Linked DNA regions of Homo sapiens: region 2 is linked to region 1. A link is an interaction called in ENCODE POLR2A ChIA-PET data of the cell type or tissue named here. Cell type or tissue: K562. All regions are shown on one strand. Links, peaks and the distances in the headings refer to the core of each region. The heading gives the core; the rest is flanking DNA. Region 1 overlaps SERPINH1 (serpin family H member 1). Region 2 overlaps GDPD5 (glycerophosphodiester phosphodiesterase domain containing 5).

Region 1 (8,324 bases), core at 295-8,294:
AATCCAACAGGCTTATTATCTCCCAAGACTTTAACAAGCACCAGGGTGAGAATAACAGGGTAATCCCTCCAATGGCCTCCAGGCAGCAGGAAAGCTCCACACAGGGCAGTGATGGGGCACTGGGGGGCAGCAACACTGGCTGGACCAACCTCTAGACCCCACCCCACCCCTAACTCACCCACCTCTGCCACCTGCACTGCCACTCACACACCAGCAACTCCAGTCCTCACGGACGGGTGTTTGAGATGCAACAGCACAGACCTCTTACCACCCTCCCCACCTGAGTCAGGATGGAGGAGCGTGGCCTCAAGACCCCCTTTGGGTCCTCTCGGTGGCCCCACACCCGGGCCTGGCTTATTTTACTGCCCATTCCCACTTGGTGGGGGAGCTGTCACAGGCTGAACTTCAGGGCCAGGAGGCCTGGGTTCCAGCCCAGTCTCTGCCTTCTCTGAGCTACACCTTGTAAAGTTAGGATGACTTCCCACCTAACGGGGCTATTGCAAGGATTAAGAGAGATGGATACAGATCGTATGCAAGTTAACATGCCTTCATTACTAGAATCTGTGCTCAGTGCTGGGTTCCAGGCACTGTGTTAGGGGCCTCTCCTGCCCTTCCTATGTGGCGAAGCAACTACCCAACCGACTAGGATCTAGTCCCAGCTCGGCCCCCACTGACTGTAGGGCCTCAGGCAGCTCACTTAACTGCTCAGCCTGTTATCTCACCTGTAAGATGGGGACAATCCCTACCTAACTAGCCAAGCTGTTAGGAAGCTTGGATAAAATTGTACATATTAAGTATTTGGCACATAGGAAGAGCAAAACACAAAGGCGTACCAGCTGGTTGCACTCAAAGCATTATTCTGATCCAGAAATGCCTACTCACCCTTTAAAGCAGCCCCCATATCACCTCCTCCTGGGAGCCTTCCTCGATATGTGCATGATGCTAAAGCTAGGTGCAGGATTTGCTGCAATAGACAAACAGCCATGGACCCTCTCTTCATGGAGCTTCCATTCTAAGAGGGGAGGCAGGCAGGGAAGTCTTAAGTGGGTAATTTCATAGTGCTAAGGAGTCAGTAAAGTGAGAAATCATGGTAGAGAAACTGAGGTGGGAGAGGGACTGCTTGTGTAGGGTGGTCAGGGAAGGCCTCTCTGAGCAGACGTTTACGCTGAATCCTGGATGACAAAAAGCAACCCTGCAAACATCTACAAGAACCGCCTGCCAGGCAGAAAGGACAGCTAGTGCAAAGTCCCTGAGGCAGGGGGACAAGCGTGGCACACCTGGAACAGAATGATCCAGGTGCCTGGAACACAGTGAGCACTGAGTACCCTATCCCTAAGTCTCCACCTCTAGACAAAGCCCCTTGAGGATAGAGATCTGAATGATTGAGCCGAAGCACAGGATGGCCCTGGGACTCTGAGCAGTCTTGCTGAAACTCTGTCGTGGCAATGATGGGAGTGAATCAGCTGGCCCTTCTGCAGACCCATGTACATCTTGGTGGCTACTGCTGGATTGCTCAGCCAGGTAAGGGGTCCCTTCCTGAACCAACAACCCCCAGGTCACAATCTTTGGCAGAGGAAAGCTGGACGTGCCCAGAGAGAAAAATGACCTGTCCTAGGTTAAAAGGCCAGCAGGCAGCAGAAATGGGCCTCCAGCCCAATATCCTCTGCTCCTCTGCCTCCCTGGCCACTGGCTCTGTTCCGTGCATCCCTCTCTCTCCCTAAGGTACGGTGTCAGGAGCCCTAAGGACCATGAGGCATCCAACCGGAGGACTGTGTCAAAAAGGACCGTGTTGGGTGCCTCCTCCTCCCCTGCTACAAATCCAACACTTCGGGCCACCTAAGGGCAAGGATCCCCACAATCTCCTTCCAAAGCCCAGCCCAAAGCCAGGCAACTTACTAAATGTGTGCCTGAGTTTGTACCTGTAGCCCTGGATGTAGCATGAGGTCAGCGTGCAAGGAAAGGCTAGGGGAGCTGGGCATAGTGGCTCATGCCCATAGCCCTGCCTGTAGTCCCAGCTACTCAGGAGGCTGAGGAAGGAGGTTCGCTGGAACCCAGGAGTTTGAGTCCAGCCTGGGCAATATAGCAAGATTCACATCTTAAAAAAAGGGTAAAGAAAGAAAGGCGAAGAGGCTGAAGACTGGCTCCAGGTCCAGTGCTCTCATTCAGGTCCTGCAGCTGCTACTTCTCCAGGGCTGCCAGAGCCAGAACCATTTCCCGGGTCAGCACGGAATGCACCTGCCACTTGGCGCTGTCTGCACAGTGATCTGCCAGCGATCTGCCAGCATTCCAGGGCCTGATATGAGCCATCAGTAGCGAGTCTGCCTTAACAGGAGACCTTGTCCCCTGGGAAGAATGGTGTAAGAATCTCCTGATCCAATCTTCTTCCACGCTCCAACAAAATGTCATTGGAAAAGTTTTATTGAAAAAAAAAATGTACAAATAAGTTCTTGGATTGATAGCAACAAAGGCTCATGTTCCCCCTTCCCTCCCTATCTTTGAAGAACTAAAAAAGGAAGAAACAAAACAAAAAGTTCATCCCCACAACGCCAGACACGATGCTTCTTGACCAGAGTCTGCCCAGAAGCCCCTCCTGGGAGCTCCTTCTCAATCCGCCTCACTGCGGCCAGGTCATTCTGGGGGTGCCTGGTCCCAGGGGCTGCAGCACCTAGTTTTATAGTTGGGAGAGGTTGGGATAGAGCTGGGGAGGCAGCTGAGGTGTTTTAGTGTCAGAAGAGGGCTGGCTGACCCCCCTAGCTCAATTTGGTCTCACAGGTGAGAAGGTACCTGGCTATAAATATGAATACTGATTGAGGCAGGCTTGATCTGGGACTTTCAGGGCAGGCAGAATGACTATGGCCCAGGTCCCACAGGATGTGGAGTTTCCGGGCTCAGCATCATGGTATCTGGGGCCCATGTCCAAGTGGAGTGAATTCTAGCTGGGAAGGTCCGCTCAGGCACACGGGAACCCCGGTCTGTTTTTCCACCCCCACCCCATGGAGTATCCAAGGCTGGTACCTCACCTCCCCCCCAACCCCAATAGCACCCATGTGTCTCAGGAGCCTTTGGATGCCTCCTGCCATCCTGTGTGCACCCTGAGGCCCTATAACTCGTCTCGCATCTTGTCACCCTTAGGCCGGACCAGGCGCCCAATGAATAGCAGGGAGCCGCTTTGGGTGTCCCGCACTAGGAAGATGAAGGGGTGGTCGGCGTAGAACAGCTTGGGGCTGCGCAGCTCCTCGCGCCCGTAGATGTCCTGGTCAAAGGGGTTGCCATCTGTGTCCAACTCAAAGGCGGTGGCGTGGAACACGCTGGCCAGGTACAGGTCCTTCTTGCCTGACATGCGTGACAAGTCGGCCTTGTTCTTGTCAATGGCCTCAGTCAGGCCCAGCCCAGCCAGGTGTTTCTGTGGGAACAAGGAGGTGTGCCAGGTGAGGCCATGGCTGCCAGGCTCCTCCACCCTCAAACCCTCCACCCCATACTACCCTGACCGCTCCTCAGAGAGGAGAGAACCACCCCCTGGTCACCTTCTGTATGCCAGGCATGGCACTGGCACTTCAAATCACAGCTTTCTCAATTCTCACTGCAACCCTACAAGGGCTTCTAATTGCCACTTCACAGATGAGGAAGCTGAGACTCAGAAAAACAAGTGAGAACGTATCCCGGCACTGCCCAGCTGCAGTTCAGGGACAGACAGCATGGGCACCACCCAGGAGCTTATCTCAAATGCTCATGTCCTGACCCCAGCCCAGACCCCCTGAATCAGAATCTCTGGGAGTGGGCATGGATTCCTTTTCACAAACTCCCCAAGTGCTTTCTTAGCATACTCAAGTTTGAGAAAGACTGATCTAAGGACAACTATGTCCACATCACTCTGGGGCTGAAAACCTGTCCAGAGTGATAGGATGCCTGGAATTTGCTTCAGAATAATCAGATGCAGGGGGGAATTAGTGGGTATAAATGGATCACTATTGGCCATGAGCTGATAATGCTTGAAGCTGGGCGACAGACACTTGAGGTTTCATTACACTAATCTACTTTTATTTTTCCAATGTTCGATAGTAAAAAGTTAAAACACATATACACACATACACACACACACACACACAAACATCTTTCCATGGCCCTGCACAGCTCTTGGAAGCCAACCATAAGCTCTTTAACATATGACCTGTGCCTACGTGGCAGCCTCCAGCCACATCCCTTGGCACGCCCCACCCCACTCTCCAGACAGCCTCACAGAACAGCTTATATCCTGGATGGCCATCCTGTCTCCCATTAGGGCTCTTTAGAAACCACTTCTTTCAGGAAGCCTTCCCGAGCCCACAGGATGAGTGGTGCCTCCCTGGACCTTCCTGTTATCAGTCTGGTGCTGCCTGTCTCTCCCACCTGGCTTGGAGCTCCCTGAGGGCGGGGCCCATGTCCAGCGCTCTCCCTGGCTCTCAATGCAGGAGAGAGGACAGTAAATGGCTGTGGGCTGAGTGAATGGCAGCATCCGGGTCCAGGATTCTTCAGGATAACATCCACCTCCCTGGCAAGGCCACACAGGAACTAGGCCTGAGGTCCTGAGAGTCAGGGGGTCATGAGACAGGCATTCGAGGTAGGCCCAGCTCTTCCCACCCGGATGACCTTGCACACGTCATCCGCCTCAAATTTCCTAACTCAATCTACCCCATATCTGGGGGGTGGGGTCTCCACTGAGGGTTCCAGGAAGACACCAGAGGAACAAGGGGAGAAGGGGGTGGGACAACAGCCACTGGAGAAGGGGCTGGGGAAGGATCAGGGCCAGGACCAGGAGAGAGACAGTGACCCCTCTCCAGGAACTCCCAGGGTCTACAGCACAGACCAGTACGAGCTCCACTTGTCCCTGGTTTGGAGCCTAAGCCCCACTTCATCTCCAGCTTTATCTCTCCAAGCTCTCTGGGCAGCAAGTCTGGATCGATTCTGCAGGTGAGAACCATTTGTGGCATCCAAGGAAAGAATGACACGAAAGTTTCCTTTTTTGGGTAAGTCAAAAATATCTCTCGATTGACAAAAAGGCGGCTATTATGTTTTTACCTTGAGGTCTAATTGCAACTCCACCACTTATGAGCCTGGGGAACCTTAGGGAGTCATTGCTTCTCTCTGAGCCTCTGCCCACTACCCAGGGTGGTTGCAAGGGAGAATCTTGAGAATGTGTGTTAAGTTTCTGGCCATCCTAGATGACCCATAGCTACCAGTCTGATTATTGGATGGTAGATAATCCTCTAGCTTAAACAATCTATAACTGGGGGCACTTCAGACCTCAGAGGCAGTGCAGTGACCGAGGGTTAGCTCTGGTGCAAGATGTCTGAATTACTAGCTGTGTGACTTTGCACAGGTTACTTAACCTTTCTGAGCCTCAGTTTCCTCATCTCTAAGATGAAACTTATAGTCCTACCTAATAAAGTCGTTTTGAGGATTAAAAGAGTTTAATACGTATAAAGGCTGGGCACGGTGGCTCACACCTGTAATCCCAGCACTTTGGGAGGCTGAGGCAGGAGGATCACTTGATGTCAGGAGTTTGAGACCAGCCTGGCCAACATGGTGAAATCCCGTCTCTATTAAAAATACAAAAATTAGCTGGGGGTGGTGGCACATGCCTGTAATCCCAGCTACTCGGGAGGCTGAGGCAGGAGAATCGCTTGAACCCAGGAAGTGGAGGTTGCAGTGAGTCGAGATGGCACCATTGCACTCCAGCCTGGGCAACAGAGTGAGACTCCATCTCAAAAAAAAAATAATAATAATACATATAAAGTGCTTAGAAGAACGCCTAGCATACAGGAATGTTCCGTTATATTTAGCTGCTGGTATTATCATCATCTTCCCAAGGGCATGGCCCACACCTCCTGCCCCAGCTTCCCCCATCACAGAGCCCAGCACTGCCTGGACATCCAGGGGGTCTTGGGACAGACCTGCTGAATTGGTGAGTGGGTCCCCCAAGCACCTCCCCCTGGCTCCAAGGCCTGCAGGCCCCTAGGCTGGGCCACCCCTTACCTGCAGGTCATGGGTCACCTCCACCACACCCTTGGGCAAGGAGATGGCAACAGCCTTCTTCTGCATCTTCCCCATCCAGATCTTCAGCTGCTCTTTGGTTAGCAGCTTTTCAAGGCGCTCGAGAGGCTCCACGTGATGGGGCATGAGGATGATGAGGCTGGAGAGCTTGTGGGCCAGGGGCATCTCCACGATTTGCAGCTTTTCCTTCTCGTCGTCGTAGTAGTTGTAGAGGCCTGGGAGAGGAGCGGAAAGGACACTGGGCACCCTGTGTGCAGGGGTGGGTCAGACCAACTACCCTTGGACCCCCACCCACCTTGACACCCTGCTCCTCACAGCACCTACCTGTCCGGTGCATCATCATGACACCCACGGTATAGGACCGAGTCACCATGAAGCCACGGTTGTCCACCATCTTGTGGTGGAATTTCTCATCCCAGTGTGCTGTAGTTGGGGCAAAACACAGGGTCAGAGACACATGGCCGCCCCCAAACACAATCACAGCCCACAGCCACCCCCGGCTGCAGACCTTGATTTATCCTTGCCACAGGTCTTTGCTCCATTCTTCAGGGCCCAGCTATAGAGCACCCAGCCCACAGAGTCTATGTTCCCAGCTTTGGGAAGGGGTCTTGGCCCCAGGACATGCCATCTGAGGATGCGGTTCCCTACAGTCAGTGCCTGCTGCTCCCATATGATAGAGAATTAATTCCGCCCTCAGGTCAGCCACCTCTATGGCCACCCCCGGCTCTAGCACTTGTCAGATATTTTGGAAACATGCTCTGAGGTGGGCTTTCTACCCTCCCTGGTACCTGGGGGACAGCTGTGCCCTGGGCAGGGAGTGCCCCATGACCACCCTTAATTTTTTTTTTATCTTTTTCTTTTTGAGACAAGGTCCGTCCCACTCCATCCTACAGCTGGAGTGCAGTGGTACAATCATGACACACTGCAGTCTTGAATTCCCAGGCTCCAGCGATCCTCCCACCTCAGCCTCCAGAGTAGCTGGGACTACCAGCATGCGCCACCACGCCTGGCTAATTTTTTGTAGACATGGGGTTTCGCCATCTTACCCAGGCTGGTCTCAAATTCCTGGGCTCATGTGATCCACCCACCTTGGCCTCCCAAAGTGCTAGGATTACAGGCATGAGCTACTGTGCTCAGCCCACCCTTCGTTTTCCTCTGCAAGTTCTGTCTCCATGACCAGAAAATAACAACAAAAAATGTCTGAGAGTGGCCTGAACCCTGCCCTTGCTCACAGCCAGACCTGTGTTCCAATCCAAGCTCAGCCACTGACTCGGGGAGACCTCAGCTCTCCTAGCTTGGCCTCATTTGTAAAACGAGGGTTACTTCATTCTCACAGCAAACTGTGAGAATAGTGTTGTCTATGGAGGTACTCAAAAATATTTATTAACCCTACATCTAATCTTCAACTGAAGACAGAGGCATCTGGGCCTGAGGCCTGGCTCTGCTTCCTCCTTGCTGAGCCTCAGTTTCCTCACTGTGAAATGAAGGTAACACTGCCTGCCCCCAAGGTTGCTTTAAGGATTCTGGGTCTTGGCCGCACATGGTGGCTCGCACCTGTAATCCCAGCACTTTGGGAGGCCGAGGCGGGCAGATCACTTGAGACCAAAAGTTTGAGACCAGCCTGGCCAACATGGCAAAACCCCGTCTCTAGTAAAAATACAAAAATTAGCTGGGTGTGGTGGTAGGCACCTGTAACCCCAGCTACTCAGGAGGCTGAGGCAGGAGAATTGCTTGAAGCCCGGAGGCCAAGGCTGCAGTGAGCTGAGATCGTGCCATTGCACTCCAGCCTGGGTGACAGAGTGAGACTCCATCTCAAAATAAAAATAATTTTAAAAAAAGGATTTGAGTTCTTTCTCTAGCTCACTACTGAGGCAGAATGGATTATTAAATGTTATTCATTCCAAGATACACAAGGACGAGCACTTTGACGAAATTCGGTCGGAATACATTCCATGGAGTCCCTCTGGGGCCTCCGCTCCCTGAACCATTCCTTTACACGCTGCTACCTGTCTCTGAATCTAGTTTCCAGTCTGTACAAAAAGCTGAGTGACAGTCCTGCCTCCCTGGGTTGTCACAGCATAAATGAGAGGCAGTGAAGAATGGAGCGCACGGAATGTCGTCCTAACTCTTGCAGGGGGTCCTGGGAGGAGGAGGAGGACCCCTGAACGCGCCCCCGACTCACGCTTGAAGAACATGGCGTTGACTAGCAGGGCGCCGTCCGTGCGCTCCACGTCCTTGGTGACCTCGGGCAGCTTGCCGTCGGTGGTCTGCGCGGCCCACTCGTTGATGGACTG
Region 2 (8,324 bases), core at 280-8,279, 71 kb after region 1:
CAATATTTGGCTTATTTCACTTAGCATAGTGTCCTCATGGTTCATCCATGCTGCAGCATGTGGCTGGATCCCCTTCTTTGTTCAGGCGGAGTGCTGCTCCATTGTGTGGCTAGACCACATTCTGTCTGTCCGTTCACCTGTCGATGGACCCTTGGGTTGTTCCACTTCTTGGCTCTTGTCACAAGAGTAGGGAGTTTTGAAGTTGGATGGGCCTGGGTTGGACCCTGGCTTTTAGCCTCCTTTAGCTGAATCTAAGGCCCTCCTCACCTGCCACCGTGCCCAGTGGGATTGCTGCAAGGAGTAGAAATTGTTCATGTTGAAATGCTTGGCGTACAGCAGACTTGCAGTGAGTAGTAGGTGGGATTCATTCTCGTTTTCCGCTTTCCCTCTAGGGACAGGTCCCTTTTGCCCATGGCTATAGGACCCACAGCTCACCTGCACCCATCCATGAGGGCAGCTGAGCATGTGGTGAATCTCAGAATATTGGAGCTGGAGAGCACCTGTGCACAGAGAGGGGCAGGGACTCATTCAAGTTCACCCAGCCAGTCAATGGCCATGCCAGGATTAAACTTGGCTCTCCAGCCTGGGGACCTTCCCCCTCCAGTCCCTGAGATCCGCAAGCCTTGTCCTTAGGAGGGATCAGCTCCCCAGGGGCCTATGTCTAATCCTGCAGCATTCAGGGCTGGGGGAGGCAGGGGGCTGGGAGATGAACATCTCAGGAGGCTCAAGAGATGAGCATCTGTAGTGGGTGGAGGCCAATGGCACCTGCTAGTCTCCTCTGATCGCCTGACTTTCCCCAGGGCTGTGGACAGCGGAGCTGCTTCAGCAACAAGGAGACTCACGTCAGACTCATTTGCATGGTGCAGGCTCTCTAAGGTCCTTGCCTTGCACCTGGGAGCTCACTCTGCTTTTGCTCACTTTCATTCATTCATTTGCCTATTCCTTCCTTCGCTCATTTATTCAGCAACCACTCCCTGAGGCCTGCTGTGGGCTGGGAGACCAATCAGACCTTGCAGGCAGTCAGTATGGCATAGCAGTGAATAGTGTGGATTCTGAGGCTAAACTGCCTGGGTTCAAATCCCAGTTCTGCCAGTTACTACCTCTATGACCTTGAACAAGTTGCTTAGCCTCTCTGCCTCAGATCCTTCTCTGAAGTGAGGAGAATGATAGTTCATAATTTATATTTGTTCCAGTTACTGTTGTCACGTAACAAATGACCCCAAAATTTAGTGACTTTATATAGGAACAATCATGGCTGGGCGTGGTGGCTCATGCCTGTAATCCCAGCACTTTGGGAGGCTGAGGCAGGCGGATCACCTGAGGTCAGGAGTTCGAGACCAGCCTGGCCAACATGATGAAACCCCCATCTCTATTAAAAATACAAAAATTAGCTGGGCATGGTGGTGCACACATGTAATCCCAGCTACACAGGAGTCTGAGGCAGGAGAATCACTTGAACCCGGGAGGCAGAGGTTGCAGTGAGCTGAGATGTCCCACTGCACTCCAGCCTGGGCGATAAAGCGAGACTCAGTCTCAAAAAAAGAAAAAGAACAATCATTATCTCACAGTTTCTGTAGGCCAGGAATTTAAGTTGAGCTCAGCCTTGGGCTCAGCCCAGTGGCTCTTGGTCAGGGTCTCACTTGGTTTCTGTCAGGTGGCGTCTAGAGTGGGGAGGAGCTGGGGCACCCGGAGGTTTGCCCAGCTTCTCTCACTCTTTGCGTAGTCTCAGGCCTTCTTTTCTCTCTCTGCAGGCTTGTTTGAGCCTTCCCACAGCAAGGCAGTCTCAGAGCAATCACAGTGTCTACACGGTGGTGCAGGGCTCTAGTAGGAGTGTCCTGGTGAAGGAGGCAGAAGCTGCTTCACACTCAATGACCTGTCCCTGAAAGTGCCGTAGTGTCACCTCAGCCATTACTCCCAAGCCTTCTCAGATTCAAGTGGGGGGACAGAGACGCCACTTCTCTCCATGGGACTGGTGTCAGCATCACTTTGTAAGAAGAGGGTGTAGGATGGGAGACATTGCTGCAGATGTCTTTGGAAATACCATCTGCTACAGTTGTGAGAGTTAGATGAGTAAACACAGGAAATGCCTAGAACAATGCCTAGGCATCATATATAAATGGTAGCTAGATAAAGCCAAGGGTGATTTTGACCATATGCAACTTATTCGTGATGTGCTGACCTTAGGATGTGACTGCCACTGTGGAAGCCAATCCACTGAATAGCAGCATTTCCCATTTGGGTATTGAGGGATCTATAGGAGTTCACCAAACTGAGGCAAGTGGAAAGGCATTCTACACAGAAGAAATTAACTTTGCAAAAGTGTTGAGCTGGAGAAGGGAGTCCCTGGAGCAGGGACTTAGCTCCAGGTGGCAGGGCTGCCCTGAGGTGAGGAGGGAAGGAAATGACTGGAAAGTGAGTTGTGGGCAGGTTGAAAAAAGTTTTGCGTGTAGGGTTTGTACTTAATCCTGTAGGTTCCAGGATGTCCTTCTGTTTCTCAGGCAGCAATATGAGAGGCTTGAGTACCATCATGAGGAAGCCATTTCTGAGGGCAAATCAACAGGATCTGGGGAGATACTGGACTTGGGGGTGTAGGGAGAGGTCAGGACTGATGGGGCTCACACCCAGGTGTTTGGCGCGGGTCATTTACATCAGTTTTGAATGTGATACACATACCTACCCTGGCTTGCTTTCCCTCCTCTTCCAGTAAATTAGAAACTTCATGATTGTTCTCTGCTCAGATTGGCTCTTTGGTAGGGGAGGGTGGAAGTGTAACTCCCTTGGCAGAGGGGTCTGGAGGAGCCTAGCAGGGCCGGTGGCCTCCTCCTCTGCCCCCAGCCCTGTCTGTGGAGAGCGGCTCCTGCTCTCTCACCCTCTCCTCTCCCAGCACCCCTCCCCACTCTGATCACAGCCTCAGAGTCCAAATGGAACAGGCCAGACTGTTCAGGTGGCTGTTGCCACGTCTCCCTGAGCCCCTGCTCTGGAGCCCCGAGCACCAGCCTGGAGCCCTGGCCCAGCCAAAGGCTTCACCCCTGGAGCAGGTGACTCTGAGCGAGGCCATGGCCCGAGTCCCTGTTTCCAGGATGTTTGTGTCCCTGTGGACCTGTCTTTGTATGGCTCCATGTACTTCTGGGAGCCTGTATGCTTGCGCCAGTGTGCCCACTCATGTCACCTGTGTCTGTCCGTGAATATGTGCCCTATGTCTTTTTGGATGTCTCTGTGTGTTCGCATGTGTTTGCACAAGTATGAGGTGGGCCTCTTAGGCTCTCTCAGGGCCCCCATGGTTATCTTGTCATAAATGGCAGTCAGGTTAGGGTGCTCTGAAAGGGGCTAAGTGCGAGGAGGGGCCGAGCCAGGGTATAGCCCTTGCCCCTGGGGGCCTGTGGTCTGAGGGAAGATCCAGACCTCACCAATGTGGCAAACTCAGCAGAAATACAAGTTCCCAGATTTGAGAAACCTCTTTGGGACCCCTCATGCTGCACTTGGCCTCGGTGTTGGGGACCCAGGGTCAGATCAGACCCTGCCCCTACCTTCCAGAGCCAGCCCAGGCAGTCAGCTATGCAGTTGGACACTAGCGTGGCTGCTGAATGGATGGCTGTACAGGGCACAAGAAAACAGGTGAAGGCATGCCCAGGCCTGCTGGAGAGTCAGGGAGGGCTTCCTACAGGAGGAGTTTGAGTGGTGACTACAGAGCTGTTTGGGGGATGAGAGGAAGGAGATAGAGAACAGAGCTGGGCTTGGCGTCAGATGGCACTGGCGGGTTTGAAGAAAAGGGAGATGGGGAGGGTGATTCTCATCTTCCAGGCCTGGAGGTTGGAGGGAATGGAGGTGTCTTGAAATGCGTGGAAAGGAAGAGGAGTTCCCATTTGGCCACTGTGGGTATGAGCTTCCTGTGGGATGTCCAGGTGCAGATGACCAGAGGGTTGCAGGATACTTGAGTCTTGAACTTGGTCCAGCCAGAGATGGGTGGTTGAAACCGTGGGGTGGATGATACTGCCAAGAAGGATGTGATGGGCAAGGGAGGGAAAGGGGGCTTAGGATTGAGAGCAGCAGCATTCAGGCCTGGGCAGAGAGGATCCAGCGAAGGGGCTGGTGAGGTGGGGCCAGAAAGGGGGACAAACAACCAGGCAATCAGTGGCTGAGGATGGAGAAGTGCCCCATGGATTTACCCACACAGAAGCCATTGTTGAACTTGGTGGCAGCAGAGGGTAATGGGTTTTGCAGTGGGTGGGACGAAGTGGAGATATGGGTGCAGACAACTCTCAGAAGTTTGGATGAGAAGGGAGGAGAGAAAGGGAGGAGAGCTGGGAAGGGGTGCAGGGGATGAACTGCATGAGCCCCAGGCCTGCTCACTGCTGATTGGAAGGAGCCAGAAGAGGAGAGAGGAGAGGCCAGAGGGAGGAGGGAGGGTGAAGTGGTCATCTGTAGACACCCGCCTAGTCCTCTGCCAGGGGCAGGGAGGGTGCCTGGAGGGGGTGGTGCTTTCTGGAGGAATGGCTGTGGAGGGCTGAGGGTGAAGGAGGTGCAGTGCTGGGCAGGCAGCCTTCAGTCTTGCCCTGACCTCTGCCAGTCTTCATATCTGCAGGGTATGGTGGTAGCAGCCACCCTGGGGTGTGGGGAGGATCCCAGGAGGCAGAAGCTCCACTAGCTCAGAGCATCCTCGTAAACCAGGTTCAGGTCAGGAGTTGAAGCTCAGGGCTGGGCGGGGTTGGCCTCTGGTGGTTTTTGCATCTTCAGTGCTCACCAAAGCTGTTTCGTAGACACTGCAAACAAGAAAGGCCTAGGAAGGTCAGGACGTGGATGGCCTGCTTCCAAAGAGGCCACACCCAACCCCATCTCTGGGCCCAGCTCTCAATTACAGGGAAGTTCTTCCTTTGGGTCTAGCCTAAGTCTTTCCCGCTGTGTGTTCCCTTCTGGTGAACTTGTTCAACCCTGCTCCATGGAGCCAAGCCTATCAGCTGGCCACTTGGAGTGGCGGTCAGTATTTTTACAACTTGTTTTCATGAAGATGATTTGAAGTCTCCTTGCATTCCCAGAATGTCAGACCCGCCCTGATTCACAAGGATTGACCAAAACAGGGTCTGAGCCAACCAGAGGAATTTGAAGACTTAGTCATCCCCCTTGGATCATCTGCACATTCTTCTCCTTTCCTTCCAGTTAAAAAAAAAAAAAAAAAAAAAAAGGAAAAGAAGAAGAAAGAAGGAAAGTTAGCCTAGATGACCAGATGTCCAGGAAGGGACAGTGGCATTTGGGGGTATAAACCAGCTCAGATGATGATGGCTGTGGACAAAGGGGTGGGACCTGAGGGGAGGGGTCAGTGCTTGGCTTTGCACCTGGCAGACGTCAATTCAAGTGCATGTTCTGCTGCTTGCAAGATGGGGATCTTTCACAGGAAAGATCTGAGCTTCAGTTTCCTCATCTCTGAAATGGAAGCATTGATGGCACCCACCTGAGACACCTGAAGCAGACCTAGAAGCAGACCCTGAGACAAGGATTCGTGTGACAGTGACTCATTAGGAAGCTTCCCTGCTGAGGGAAACCTGCTAAGGGAATAGGAAACGTAGAAGCAGAAAGAGAAGGAGGAGAAGCAAGAGGCTATTTCCAGCCAAGCTCCATAGAAGGAACTTTGGCTTTGTCTTCCAGAGGGACACTGTAAGTCATACCCTAGGGCTGACCCTCCAGGGGCAAAGATGCTGGAGAATTCATACCTCTCCCTCCTGAGTCAACAGACTCATGTAAGGTGCTGATTGCCCAGGACCTGGCACCAGCAAGTGACAGCTGTGAGAAAGGGGTGTGCAGAAGGGGGAATCCCAGGCTGTGTGGTCAGCAAGGGGCAGTGCCTTCTGAGAGCCCCACTGTGCTCCACTGCTTCTCTAGCCCCAGGTCTTTCTCTGTCAGCTTCTAGAGGCAAAATCCCACAGAGCTCCCGCCCCCATTGTTCTCCCAGATGACTTGGCTTTGGGCAATCTCTCCAACCAGTCCAGGTCCCTCCCAGCCCTAGAGGCCCTGGTAACCTGCTGTAGTTCTCCCTCCCAGCCCACCCACCCAGCCCGGAGGGCATCAGTGACGAGTAGGAGGTGGGACAAGGCTTAAGGGCAGAGGTTAGTTCAAGGCCATGGAGGCACCAAATGCCCATAGAGGACATCAAAGCCACTGTGGCCCATCCCCACCTGAGTTGAATTTGGCTTTTCTTCCTAGCCCACCCACTCTGTGTTTCCATAGACGGTGCTCAGGGATCACTTGGGGGAACTTGCGTTGGTCAACACATTCCAGGAACAAATAAACAGGTTGCCCTTCCTGGCTGTACTGACTAAATCCTAAGACTCTGACTATGTGACTCTCACTTTCACTGGTGATGTCAGCCTGGGTTAGCCCTCATGGGATCCACCCTTAACTCTCTCCTGTCCCCTGTGACATCACAAGAGATGTTACCCATGATCTGGCCTCCCCACTCAGGCCTCTGGGAGTCAGCCCCCCCTCCACCAGCCCCCCACAACAGACCATGACAGGCCTGGGTGCTAGTCCACACTCTGTCACCTGCTGTGTGACCTTGGCCAAGTCACCTCCTGTCTCTGAGCCTCAGTGCCCTATGTTTGTAACCCATTTTGTATGTGCTCAACTAAAATCAGGAGATTGTAACATGGTGTTAATCCCTGCTTGACGCAGTGGATGCCCAGAAAGGTGAAGTGATTTGCCGGTGATCACACAGCAAAAGAGCAGAGAGGGCCAGGACCTGCTCCCAGCCCCATGGCCGGTTAAGTGAGCATCTTACTCTTTATCAGCTCTGCCCTGGCCCACTAACCCCTCTTTGGTTCAGAACTTGAATTAAGCCCCCAGTGGTCAGGATGAACTGAGCCAGGCACCGAAGTGGTCAGTCACTGCTGCAAACTCATTAACTCATCTGATACCCATGTATTGAGTACCTATTGTATAAGGGATTCTGTGCTCAGATAAGTACAGTTTTACTTTCACCAGGTTTAACGTACAATCCACTGCAGAGGCCTGGGGCACCTGCAGGCGCCGAGAGAGGGTGCCCTTAGGGTGGTGGTCCCAGAGGAGAAAGTGGTCTAAAAATTCCAGAGCCCCCTCACTGTCCAGGAGGCAGGCAGGGAGTGGCTAGGTTGGGGAGGTGAATGTCAGGAAAACAAGTTTGTTCACTCCTGGGTATTACTGCTGCCTGTGGTGGGTCCAGCACTGTGCCAGGCTGGGGGTGAGGCCGGGAGACAACTTTGATCCACCATCAAGGCCTCCACCCCTTACGCGTCCTGCCACCTTTGTTCACATGATGCGCTTGGTGTGTTTGTCTACACCTTTAGCTCATGGGCTCCTCCAGCAGGGGCTGCGTCTGTCTGCTGGGCACACAGGAGAGCTCAGGAAATGTGCGTTGGTGACTAGATTTTTGGTGTCTAGACTGGCTTGGTAGTAAGAGTATGAATTCAAGAGACCCTAAACCCTCTCGAGCTCTGTTTACCATCTATAAAAAATATCTACTGCAGCCGGACATGGTGGCTCATGCCTGTAATCCTAGCACTTTGGGAGGCCAAGGTGGGGAGATCACTTAAGCTCAGGAGTTCAAGACCAGCCTGGGCAACATGGCAAAACCCCGTCTCTACAAAAAAAATACAAAAATTTGCCGGGTATGGTAGCACATACCTATAGTCCTAGAGACTCAGGAGGCTGAGGCGGGAGGATTGTTTGAGCCTGGGAGGCGGAGGTTGCAGTGAGCTGTGATCGCGCCACTGCACTCCAGCCTGAATAACAGAGCGAGACTCCGTCACAAAAAAAAAAAAAAAAAAAGAAAGAAAGAAAAGAAAAAAAAAGAAAAATAGTCTGCAGCGGGAGGCTAAGAGGCGTCAGATAGCGTACATAGAAACCTTGGCCTCGTACAGAGAGTATGTCCAGCCCTTGTAAATGTTGGGCAGTATTACAATAGATGGGCCCTCGGCACTGTGCCAGGCTGAGCAGGAAACATGAGGGAGATGGGGTCTGGCCCCTGTTACAGCCACTGCACACTGTACAGTTTACACAGTCCTGTCACGTCCTGCTCACTGGTTCTCCCTGTCATCCCAAGAGGGGATCTGGGCAGGTCCCAGTGTCCCCATATGACATAGGAAGATGTTGACCTGCCTTCTAGTGGCCAAGCCAGGAAGAAAAGCCAGGTCTCCTGGCTCTCAGTCTCCTGCTCACTCCTCTGCTCCCCCACCTCCCCAACTTGCTTCCTGCTCTCTAGAAGCTCTTTGTGAAACATGCCAGGAAGAGCAGTGGGCAAGGAATGTGGAGATTTGCCAGCCCAGGTGTCAGGGGCTGAGGAAAATAGCTATGGGCTA

Evidence for each region. ChIA-PET counts read pairs that join two places held together with the same protein. Peaks named below come from ENCODE experiments on the same cell type or tissue, not always from the same donor. Only the 100,000 strongest peaks of a DNase experiment are listed, where the experiment ranks them.
Region 2: POLR2A ChIA-PET joins it to region 1 with 6 read pairs; 3 of 35 experiments call an interaction of 5 or more read pairs at or near these places.

Annotation. Positions count from the first base shown.
Region 1 is chr11:75,566,860-75,575,183 of GRCh38, reverse strand. It overlaps SERPINH1 (serpin family H member 1), which reads right to left. Exons shown (of 5, transcript NM_001235.5): 2 at 8,213-8,324; 3 at 6,355-6,453; 4 at 6,013-6,245; 5 at 2,401-3,403. The coding sequence ends at 3,101. Among named protein-coding and RNA genes, the nearest start is that of SERPINH1, 8.8 kb to the right of the region's middle. RefSeq lists enhancers at 6,275-6,775, 8,010-8,324. In K562, for the core only: no CTCF peak of the experiment used is centred there; no DNase peak of the experiment used is centred there.
Region 2 is chr11:75,496,250-75,504,573 of GRCh38, reverse strand. The region is part of intron 1 of GDPD5 (glycerophosphodiester phosphodiesterase domain containing 5); the gene reads left to right. Among named protein-coding and RNA genes, the nearest start is that of GDPD5, 26 kb to the left of the region's middle. In K562, for the core only: a CTCF peak has its summit at 8,122 (motif pointing left); DNase peaks (open chromatin) are centred at 4,783 and 8,123.